Linked DNA regions of Homo sapiens: all the other regions are linked to region 1. Evidence: chromatin contacts called from ENCODE Hi-C or POLR2A ChIA-PET data. All regions are on one chromosome and are shown on one strand. The core of a region is the stretch at or near the end of the contact, and the rest is flanking DNA. Distances in the headings are between cores, read along the strand shown.

The links. Hi-C counts contacts between places; a loop is a spot of excess contacts on that map. ChIA-PET counts read pairs that join two places held with the same protein, here RNA polymerase II (POLR2A). Pooled maps may share reads with other maps.
Region 2: a map of mammary epithelial cell shows a loop between it and region 1 (3-fold over the local background). The contact joins two enhancer-like sites. A Hi-C loop is called at or near these places in 16 of 168 maps with a recorded cell type or tissue (Caco-2, Calu3, HCT116 and 11 more), 3 of 37 single-sample maps with no recorded cell type and 14 of 50 pooled maps. POLR2A ChIA-PET finds 5 or more read pairs at or near these places in 1 of 52 experiments (A673).
Region 3: a map of PC-3 shows a loop between it and region 1 (14-fold over the local background). The contact joins two enhancer-like sites. A Hi-C loop is called at or near these places in 9 of 168 maps with a recorded cell type or tissue (Caco-2, Calu3, MCF 10A and 5 more), 1 of 37 single-sample maps with no recorded cell type and 5 of 50 pooled maps. POLR2A ChIA-PET finds 5 or more read pairs at or near these places in 1 of 52 experiments (PC-3).

The regions. Positions count from the first base shown.
Region 1 is chr7:32,160,740-32,164,445 of GRCh38, reverse strand. It overlaps a transcript of PDE1C not described here. Among named protein-coding and RNA genes, the nearest start is that of PDE1C, 92 kb to the right of the region's middle. RefSeq lists an enhancer at 642-1,841. Within about 2 kb of position 1,250, at least 13 of the 41 ENCODE cell types and tissues checked have a DNase peak (open chromatin) inside an H3K27ac peak, as active enhancers do; they include PC-3, endothelial cell of umbilical vein and mammary epithelial cell, where a contact is called at or near this core.
Region 2 is chr7:31,745,820-31,749,525 of GRCh38, reverse strand. It overlaps a transcript of PDE1C not described here. Among named protein-coding and RNA genes, the nearest start is that of PPP1R17, 60 kb to the right of the region's middle. Within about 2 kb of position 1,250, at least 2 of the 41 ENCODE cell types and tissues checked have a DNase peak (open chromatin) inside an H3K27ac peak, as active enhancers do; they include PC-3 and mammary epithelial cell, where a contact is called at or near this core.
Region 3 is chr7:31,814,190-31,817,895 of GRCh38, reverse strand. It overlaps PDE1C (phosphodiesterase 1C), which reads left to right. Exons shown (of 18, transcript NM_001191057.4): 15 at 1,742-1,972. Among named protein-coding and RNA genes, the nearest start is that of PPP1R17, 130 kb to the right of the region's middle. Within about 2 kb of position 1,980, at least 2 of the 41 ENCODE cell types and tissues checked have a DNase peak (open chromatin) inside an H3K27ac peak, as active enhancers do; they include PC-3 and endothelial cell of umbilical vein, where a contact is called at or near this core.

The DNA of each region.
Region 1 (3,706 bases), core at 1-2,500:
GATTTGTTGTTGGTGAAAAAAGATATGGTGTGATTGGTTATACTAATTTGAGTGTGCACTTTGGATATATAGTTTGAGTTATATTTTGATACATATTTTATATATCCTATAAGACTGGCCCTATTCTATTGCACTAAATCTTTTTCTAGTCTAGACTTATGTTTTCAATCCACCTACCCTTTTTGGATAGAAGCCATTGAAGGCACTGCTTCTCAAACCTTATGTCTAAATGAATTCCTTGGGGAATCCTGTTAAATGCAGATCCTGATTCAGTAGGTCTGGGGTGCAGCCTGTGAATCTGCATTTCTAACAAGCTCCAACTGATGCAATAGTCTGAGGACCACCACCTTCAGAGTGGTGAGACATGGGCTTTGGAATCCCACAAGTATGAATTTGCAAACAATCTTTTAAACTACATGATTTGAGTAATGCTTTTGTTCTCTTTCCTCATTTTTCACATGCAAACAGTAAAATAATGGGCTTTGGGGGCTGCTGTTAGGATTAAGTGGGCCAAAGAAGGTGACAGCCTCTAATTCTTTCTCACTTCAGTTTTTAAAACCCTGTTTGGGAGAAGACTGATCCTCTACACCCCCAACTCTTTCTTTTGTGACTGGATTATGCAGTGGGCCCCAGCCAGGGAATATGAGCCCTATGGATGCTTTGTGAGTGATGCTGGCTGTGGGCCTGACCTCCTTGGGCAGTGGTGGAAATTCTGAAGCCACTCAGTGCATTGCCCATCTCAGTTCCTTTGCTTTGAATCATGCGACTCCCAACACAGGTTGAGTTGCCAGGTTTTGATAATTTTGCACTTGGAAGAATCATGTGCTTACTCCCTACAGAGTCAGTGGGGGCTTGGTGAGCTTCTCTTCCCACTTAGGATGGACTTATTTGGGCTTTGGCAAAGGCTTTCTAGATTCTATAGATAGCTTACTAAGAATATGTTCCAGAGAGCAGAATCGCATTGAGCCAACACCCTCAGCTACGGATGAGATTAAGGCCTTGTCAGATCCCATTTAATGGATTGTGTTTTCCATGCAGAATTAAATCGTTGAACTCATCCTCATTTTGGCTTTTGGCAGTCATTTTTCCACTAGGGGCTGCTGCCAAAATGTCAGTTTCTGACTTGATTACTTTCAGGAAATGTGCAGTCTGGCTGATGATATGGCATGGTGTGGGGTAGCGTCCCCTGGAGCTTCGGCCCCGCCCTGGGATGAGTCATGGGTTAAAATTCCCAATTAGCTCATAGGAAGTCTGGTCACACATATTTTTCTATTACTGAGTGTTGCTCACCCATTGGAAACTTCTGGGGACACCTACTCTCCTGACTTAGTGTTGCCTTCCTGGAGTTATTTTTCACCTTTAGTCTTTGCAAATCCAAATCATTTGCCAAGGGGAAAAATGAAAGAATGAATTCTGAGAATTTTTAAAGCCTAGAGAAGTTTTTATTGCAACCTTGGCTTCACATAAAGGCAATATTTAGGTCTCTCTTTGTAAGTTTTTAGAGACAGATCTTCCAGTGTTAAAAAATGACCAAGTATATATGAGGTAGACACCATTCCTCTTGCATTCTTGTTGGTCCTCTCACTGGTAGTTTGGGAAGGGAGGGCTTATCTCTGTGGTGGCCATGAGAATATACCTTTCATATCTCTGATCACAGAAAGTGAACTTGACGCATGGCCTCCTAGCTTGTGTGTGGGGAAATTTATCCCTGTGATGGCCAAAGCTGTGCATCCCAGAGGAACCCATTGGAACCCATTGGCGATGACTGAGCATGGCAGGGACCCTAAGGTCAGCTGTTCCTGGGAGACATGGAACTCCTTTGATGGTGACTTTGGTGTTCAGACTCACTAACGGCCTTGCTGAACTTTTTTTAGAGCTGCAGTACAGTCTCAGACACTGCCACCCAACTTTCTTTTACTGGGAGTCAGACCTGCATCCAGGTCTGATGGCTTTCTCAGCCTCGCTCAGCTTTTTACTCATTTGTTTTTACAGATTTTACTCCAATACATTTCTTGTATGTCTAATCCTGTCTTGACATCTGCTTCTAGGAGGACCACAGTCTCCCATCACACTGCAGTTCTCTGCTGGTGCATCACTTCTAGCTTGGCACGGGGGGCATAGCTCCAATGCTACTGGCCTGGATATTCTGGGCCAGTCTGTCTATATTTAATTTTATATTTGATGCAGTATCTTCCCTATGGGCTCTAGTGGGAGGGAACATGGGGCAAGTCACAATTTTCTTTAGTATCTTGTACTTTTATTGCCTTACAGGGGATTTTGTGGAAGCATTGAGATTAAAGAAACTACAACATAAGGATAAAATTGTAATTATCCTCAAAATATGATTGTTTTCATTGTCCAAGAAAGGTTCACAAATGTTGACCTTCATACAGAAGGTCTGCTGATGGACACACCTGGCTCCTAGCCAGTGGGCTTGTCTCTAGGGCTGACTCCCCCTAGAGAATGCATCCTTTTTCCAACCAGAGCACATTCTTCTTGGGCCGTTGAGAAATCCAGGCTTCCACCCCCAGGAATGTAGCTCATCTGAGGTGTCCTCAACCCCTCAGCATATGCCTCAACCACAATAAATTTTAGCAGCACATTTTACAAAGTGTGAGTTATTCATCCTAGAATAACCCTCAGGAAGCTTTCAGTGCTGTTGGGTTGGGAGGAGGAGCGGGACACTCTTTCTGGAGCTTCCACCTAACTCACCCTGCCAATGTGAAGTGTGGATAAACTTCTCTATGTTTCCTAATTAGCAACAGGAACTGCTGTTCCAGCCCACATAAAGACCCAAAATATGCAGGGAATCCCTGAAGTTCTCTCTAAACTCTAAACAAAGGAAGTTCCTTCCTTTGAAGGAAGTGTGAAGATTTGAGATCAGCTTGGACCAAACTACCCCTGGGGGTCAGTATGGGGTGCGAGGTAAATGCACTTCTCGTCTCCAGTTGCATGAGCAATAACTTCATTGTACACAACCTGTAGACTTACAGGGAAGAGATTTTCAATAGAGTATTTGATGTGTGAAGGTAGCACCAATAAGCTATGAGGGTGGGAGCAGTAGAGTAGAGGAGATTGGCAGTGAGATCACGGGTGTAGCCCAATGTCAAGGATGCTCTGTGCTCTCTTGGATACCTCCACAACTGGGCTGCCCAACCTCCTATCCGTGTGCTGTCTGGACACTACCACTGGCCCATGGTAGCACATCCCACATTATTCTTATTCATATTTTGCATTAGATACAAATTTTTCTGGGTGGCAGGGACCCACTGCCTGGATTGCCTGGTATATCATAGATGCTTCAGGTGTATTTGTTGATTGAATGAATGGGTTGTAGTTTTGCAGCCCAATTCATTTTTTATGGTTTAGCTCACGAACCTCCTATGAAAAGGATGGTGTAATTCTAGGAGCTGAAAGTATAAATTCAGTCCATCTCAGGCATTAGAGAAATTCCTGGTTGGGAGAGACGGCAGCAAGAGTAATGCTGTTGAAAATGCATTGCAGACTTTGGAAGCCTAAAATATAGGCAGTGGTTTGCAGAAGTCAGCTAGCCAGGGGCTTTCTCCCATCATATTCCTTCTTCCCTCCCTCCCTCCCTTTCTCTCTCTTTTCTTTCCTGTTTTTAGTTTCTTTCTTTCAACAGAGTATTGCTCTGTCACCCAGGCTGGAGTGCTGTGGTGTGATCTCAGCTCACCGTAACCTCTGC
Region 2 (3,706 bases), core at 1-2,500, 410 kb after region 1:
CCACATTTTTTCAGCACCACATATTTTCAAGACATGTGAGCTCACCCTGACAAACAATGGGCATTGACTCTGGGTCACACTCCTATAAGCACAAAAAACCCATAGCAGATTTGAAATGGCAGTGTTTCCCTTAAACAAAATCCAATCCTTAGGGCAAGACCAATCCACGTAAGGAAAGAACCCAATAAATATATCCTTTCCACTTCCACCACCACCTCTCCTGCCCACCCCACTTGACCCTGCCCAGGAGTTCTGCTTGTTTATTTTTTTTTCCATTCAGTTATAATATCAACCTCACAAAGGTAGGGCAGTGACTTTCATTTATAGGTGCTTAGAGAATGCAAATTCTCTTGTCTTCCTACCTTTTCCTTCTGCAAGCCAGTTAAGCCTTATCATGAGCACAGCCACCAAGCTTTTGAAATAGAACAGACACTCCAGCATCCCTCTGTTAGGATTTCTTGTCCCTGCAGGATAGAAGGAGAAGGTAGAGATGGTTGATAGCCACTATTTTTTAAGTCTAGGATTTTCATCCAAATCTCTCTTCCTTAGATGAAAGGCCACTTGTACATCAGCAAGCTTTCAGTTTGTTTTCCCATTGGCTGCAATTTCACATGATCAATTATATTCTCTTTGATCCATTTTCAATTTAAAAGAAATCTCTGTTGGAACAACATGCTGATTTATTGAGAGTTTGTCAAATTAGGTTGGAACTGGGGATGCCCTGGGACTGAGGGTGGGAGTGGGTGAAGGCTTCATGACTTGGCCTCCAAGCGTGGCCCTGATGTAGCCTCAAGTGCCGTCAGCAAGGCCAGTTGAGGCAAGAGAAGGCCCTGCATCATAGATGGTGACAGTAGGCCTTTGCTAGTGGTTTTATTTTTAAGACTGATCTAGGAGACTTATGAGTATTCATTATACTTTTGTTACATTCACAGAACATGAAAAGCTGCTTTTGGGGAATAACAAGTGATAATAACTGTGGAATACTCTCCTCATCTGCATATTTTAACTTCACATGTTCATATTTTAACTGCATCTTTAACTCATAATGTTCAACTTGGGTTCTCTGTGAATGTTCACTGGCATGCTTTGTTTTGTACACCTGAATAAGAGATTCAGCTGAGCCAAGCTTATAGAACCATCTCGTCTAGATATCAGTCATTATGGAGACAATGCATGTATGGTCATTGCCCTTTTAGCAGCATCTCTTATGACTCACTAGGTAAAGAAAGATTCCAAACTTTTGTAAGACACAAAGGTAAAAGGATACTAAATAAATATAACAAGAGAGAAAAATATATGTGATTGTGAAACTGCCTTTGCAAAATTATGACAGTAAGAGAAATCTGACATAGTTGATTCCCTCTTGCTTCTGATCTCCAAGCTGCCCTTGGTTATTCTTGGGTGTAGGCTAAGCTAACTTCAGAAGGAATTTAGTTTATAGTTTAACTTGAAAGGGAGGATAAGAATAGTCCCTCCCTAAAACTAATCCCTTCCTTGCTCAGGGACCAAAAACTGCCTTTGTAAGACTGACGAAAGGCCACAAGAACAGGATTATGGGAGGAGCCTGAACTCTGCTAAAATGTAAGCACAGTTTTTATAATCCTTTCTTGCTCAGGAGTTATATGGCCAGAGGGTTGTAGAACCCAAGACTGATTTTTTTTTTTTTTTGAGATGTTTTGCAGACTGACTCCACCTGGACTTGTGACTCCTGACTCAACTGACCCTGTGACCACACCCAGGGGCAGACTCAGTGCATGAGGGCCATTTTCCACACCCTTATGATCTCATCCCTAACCAATCAGCAGCTCCCATTCCCTAACCCCTGCCCACCAACTTGCCCATAAAATCTCCTCAACTCAGAGCCCTGGAGCCTTCAGGGAGACTGATGTAAGTGATAAGTAAGTGTAAGTTCTCCAGTGTAGGCCAGCCTTGTGTCAGTTAAACTCTTTCTCTACTGCAATGCTGAGATCTCAGTGGACTGATTTTTTTTTCTGTGCAGGAGGTAGGAAGAACTCATCAGGTGATTACAATCATAGTGGGCAAAAATTTGAAATGATAGAACACTGCTCTAGCATAGTCGGTTTCAAAATCCAGGTAATAATTTTTGAGAACCCACCAGGTTCCTGGCACTTTAATATATGCTAATATATTTTTTAACTCTTATAATGAACCTGTGTGGGAAGACTTACTGTCCTTATTGTTGATTAGCCAATGGGTTAAATTTTTCAGAAAGTTTGCAGAACTAGTGAGGAAAGGTAGAAAGGAGGTTCAATTGAGGTCCTTTGATTGCACTGCTATATATTTTTTCCATGCATTGTGTTGTTCACACAGACTTTTCTGGTGTGCCCCTTTGTTGAGCCTGCTCCCTGGCATCACAAGTTTTTCATATTCAACCATGCTCCTGTCATCCAACATAGAATTCAGGACCAGCAGCAATGGCATGATTCTTCTCAACACTCAGGATTGTGAGTTTCCCTCTCCCTCTTAGGCCAGGATTGATTGTGTCCTCTACTGAACCCATGTCATGAAGCATTTCTAGAAGAAGACCTACCTACCTTTCTAGGAGAAGAGCTGACATTACCACCCACACATTTGGACCTCTGGCCTCCATGCACCATTGCTCATTGAATGCATCTTCCCCACCTCTCATCAGTTAATCCAAATGGTTGGCTCTTTCTCCAACTTGTGGCTTTTTTTCCCTGTCCTCTCAATTAGGACATGTCGACAGCATAGTCCATGTGGGAAAAAAAAATTCCCTAATTTTTGTGTTTCCTACTTCTGTGGATATCTGACTCTACACCATTCTCATTCTTCCCTGAAGTCTCAGAGGAAGCTGTGTTCTCATGTTTAAAACTGGTTTCCCCCACTGAACCATATCCGGTTTCTACTGCTGAAATATACTTATATTTGATTTTTATAGAAAGTCAGCAATGGAATCCAACTATTTTGGATAGATATCCAAACTGCCAGAGCACAGTGATATTTCCACAGGCCCATTCCCCTTGAACTTTCTGAATCTATGCATTTGTCCTTGTCACTCTCTCAGTCCTGTACCTGCACTCCTAATGACTTGCTGGACTTCTTCATCTGAGTGTCTTGGAGTGCTGTAAGTGTCACTCCCATATTCTCCTGCAGCTCTTGTACAGTCTTCTCCCTGACGTCTATATTTCTGTTATTGCTACTATCATTTTCCTAGTGACTCATTCTCAAAGTCTTTATCTTTTACATTCCTCCAAATCCATCTTCACATTTGTCACTGATTCTTCTCTGGGATTCTGCTTCTACCTCTGGGTTCCTTCCTTAGGAATTACAGCCCTCCATTGCAAGAGAGATATCCCCTCTCATGTCAGACTCCCCCTGGAGCCAGAAAACCCACCTCCAGTGACCAGTGGCAGAGGCTTTATCAAGAGAAACATGAAGAACAAGTTTGCCAACATGTGCATTCTCCACTGTTGGAGAAGTTTGTCCACTCCTGTCTTACCCAGAGGGCTTCTCTCAGTCACTGAGAAGACTCAGTACCTGTCAACGAGAAGCGAACATTTTACAGAGAGATCTGGGTACTCCTGACACCTTGCTCAAAGGTCTCTCTTTTCCCCTACTCGCCCACCATACTCAGCATAAAGAGATCAAATGAGTGCAAAGCATTTGAATTCAAATATTCTAAGCCAAAAAGACATAAATATCACCAGACAATTCTGTTCAATAA
Region 3 (3,706 bases), core at 731-3,230, 350 kb after region 1:
ACTAAACAAGATATCATAGACTTTCACAAAATACATGTCATAAAGCCTCGTGAACGTGTGAATCTGGACCAAATTTGGGCTTTGAGCTCTTTAGCAACTAAAACAAAGGGAAACATGATAGATGCATAGTCACTCTGGTGTCCATTAGATTAAAAACAAATGGATTATTTATGAGCATTAGCTTTTTTCTAGGACCAAGGCTAACACAAAAGAAATAAAGTAAACACCTGATAATGATGTGTGGAGCATTTTAAAACACATGTAGAGAAAAATGTAATAATACTTTTCCCAGTGGAAGTTGATGGCACAGGCTAGAAGACCTTGGCAGTGAATTAAGCGCTGCATGGGATGAGTCTCTAGAACCTTGGAGGATTGGGCTCTGTTATGTGTCTTCTGTGTAGGTTATTCTCCATAATGCAATGCCACCTCATTGCCTCCAAAGCCCTGCATGATCTGAACCCTGCTTGTCCTTGGTCATTTGACCACGTCATCTATCACTAAGCCCTTGTCAAATTTACTTTAACCATACTCAATGTTCTTTGAGCATACCAAGCTCATTTCTACCTCATGGCCTTTGCATTTTCTAGTTCCTCTGACTGAGATACTATTTGTCCAGATTATTGCATGGCCAGCTCTTCATCATTTAGGACTTGGTTAAATGTCACCTTGTCAAGGAGGCCTTCCTTCTCCACCTCCTTGTCTACTGCAATTTCCCTCCCCTATGCTGATTATATTCCAGCATATTACTCTGCTTGGTTTTCTGCAAAGCGCTTTTTATAAACTGCAAGTATCTTAGTCATTTGTTTACTTAATTATGATCTCCTCTTTATAAATCCACTTGCTTGCTGCTGTATTCCTCGTACCTAAAACAGTGCTTAACGCTACAACTGCTCAATAAATATGAGTTGGATGAGTGAACCAATCTTTTCATAAATACTTAACCTACGCATTTCTGCGGTGGTTTTGACTAAGCACAGAGCCAAGCCCTTTTATAATCAACTGGATTAGAAATAATGCTAGCATCTTTTCATTAAAAGGAAAGACACAGACCAGGTACCTGGCCAAACTAAAGGCTACCTCTCATCTTGTGGACAGTTTGAAGACCATGTTTTTTTCATAAGGCTCAATTATCCCCTTCCTTGTTTTAAATTAACAAACAGTGTCCTCAGTGTGTTTGTCTTCAATTGCTCTAGTGTTGGATATTTTCCCTTTTTGTTTTGTAATCAATTGTTTGTGTTTAAACTCTAGGTCTTAAGCAAGCCCACATGAAGCTGCAGTTTTTACTGTGGCTATGGGAAAGTTTTATGATGTCTCTCAGCCTTGATTTCCACATTTGTCAAATTGAGTCACAGTAATAGTAGCTGCTGTAAGGTTGTTTTGAGGATGAAAATAAATAATCCCCAAAAAACACTCAGCATAATACTTGGCAGAGCGAACACGTTCAATAGAAGCTATTAATAACGGTGATATTAATAATACAATTATAATATTGGTTTATTAATTATTATCCTTATTATTTTCTCCCTGACCTCTCCTCTAACTGTTTTCAGAATGACATCATTATGAACCTATTTTATTCGTTTCCTAAGTATACATGCCAATCTGATGAATTAAGCAAAAATGTACCCAAACACTCAGTAAACACCTTAGATACTCTTTGTGTACTAAAACAGGCCATTCTCCTAACGGCATGACCTCTTTTTCTCTTTTCTGTGGCTTTCCCAACTTGCCATGGATGCAGAGGAGAAGGCCAAGAAGGAAGCAGAGGAAAAGGCTCGCCTGGCCGCAGAGGAGCAGCAAAAGGAAATGGAAGCCAAAAGCCAGGCTGAAGAAGGCGCATCTGGCAAAGCTGAGAAAAAGACGTCTGGAGAAACTAAGAATCAAGTCAATGGAACACGGGCAAACAAAAGTGACAACCCTCGTGGGAAAAACTCCAAAGCCGAGAAGTCATCAGGAGAACAGCAACAGAATGGTGAGTAGACTTACACTGGTGAAGGGCTCTTTTCGCGGCATTAATGACATAATGAATGGAAACTGGTGAACAACCCTACTGATGGGGTCAGCTCACAGGGCAAGGCTTCCCTGCTCATCCAGTTCCTTCTGATCCCACCTCATTGGGCTGCAGGATTCCAGCAGAAGCAGCTACCAGCTCACCTGTGCCATCCTCTTCAGGGAGATTGATACCTTTCTGGCCATTTCCAGCTGCCCTGGAGACTCTAGCCAGTGCCTGCCTGCCTGCCAGCTGGGGGAAAATTACCATGATCAACCCCAGCACATTCCTGAGTGTAAAGTGGGTAAATGGAAAGTCATTTTCCCATATATACCATCGCTCTATGAGGGCCAGACCTCAGGTTTGCCTGAGCCTTTTCCTGTAATAGATATCTGTATATCTGTGTGTGTACAAGTGTGTACTTTAGGGGGACCAGCTGTTTCAGTTTACCTGGGACTGGGAGACACAGAGCTTTCTGTTTTAAAAACAGAAGAGCTCCAGGCAAACTGGGGTAAGCTGGTCACCATAGTGTGCATATAGTTATTGATTTCTTATATTTAATGCAACAAATATCGATTAACAACTACGTGCCAAGCACCATGCTTAGCACTAGGGATTTAGAAATGGAAAGGCCACAAGAAGCCCAAAATATCAAAGGTGATAGAGACATCCTCCAAATATTTCTAGTGAAATGTGCAAGTGAAAGTAGTGACATGGCAGATAAAATGCCCGAGGAACATGTGCAGAGAAAAACACATTAGCTTTTTGGGGACTGGGGATTATAAAATGGGGTAAATGTCAGAGTAGGCTTCAAGAGGGGGTTTTGAATGCTGAAGCTGGCTGGTCAGATGGGCTAAAGATACTTCTGAGTGGAGAGAACAAGATGAGCAAGTACACAGGGCTTTGATTTGGTTTCCTTGTTTAGGGGCAGGCAGGAAGTTCTGAGTCTCCAGAGCTTGCAATTGACAGGTTGTGGCTGAATAGCAAGGTAATTTAGCAGTCAACAGACCTAGATTCAAGTCAAGCTGTGCTTCTCCCTTTTCAGTGTCCTTGGCCAGGCTACTTAACCTTCTACTGTTTCTACACAATGTATATAGTAATACCTATTCACAGCACAGGCCTCATGGAACCTTCAGTAATACTCATGATAGTAAAAACAGTGAAGAGAATAACAACAAATAGCATGTATTGACTGCACACTAGATGCTGTTTTAAGTTCTCTTTGTACATATTCATTCTCTTGCCTGCCTGGTGCGACCAGGTAATCTACTCAGAACCGTGTTCTAGCTATTATGCCACAGGGCCGTGGTCAATGATTTCTACATGTAGAAAGTGCTTAGCACGATGTTCTCCAATTATTTTTATAATTAACCATTTATAACATGTAATCAGAGAACAATATTTTAACACATGTAATAATAATGATAGCTTATATCATATTCCAGGAACCTTGCAAAAATTACTTCAGTTAATCCTGGTGACCACCCTAGGAGGCACAGAAGGCCATTGTCCCGACTCGTCCTGCCCCCTTCTGGAGATTGCTCTTAATTCATTTGCTTTGTATTCAAGTGCATTATAGTCTGGAAAAAAAAGTTATAAAGAATTTAATAAGAATTTTTCATGTACCCAAACTACCATTTGATCCAGCAATCCCACTCCTGGGTATCTACCCAGAGGAAAAGAAGTCATATGAAAAAGATACTTGCACATACATGT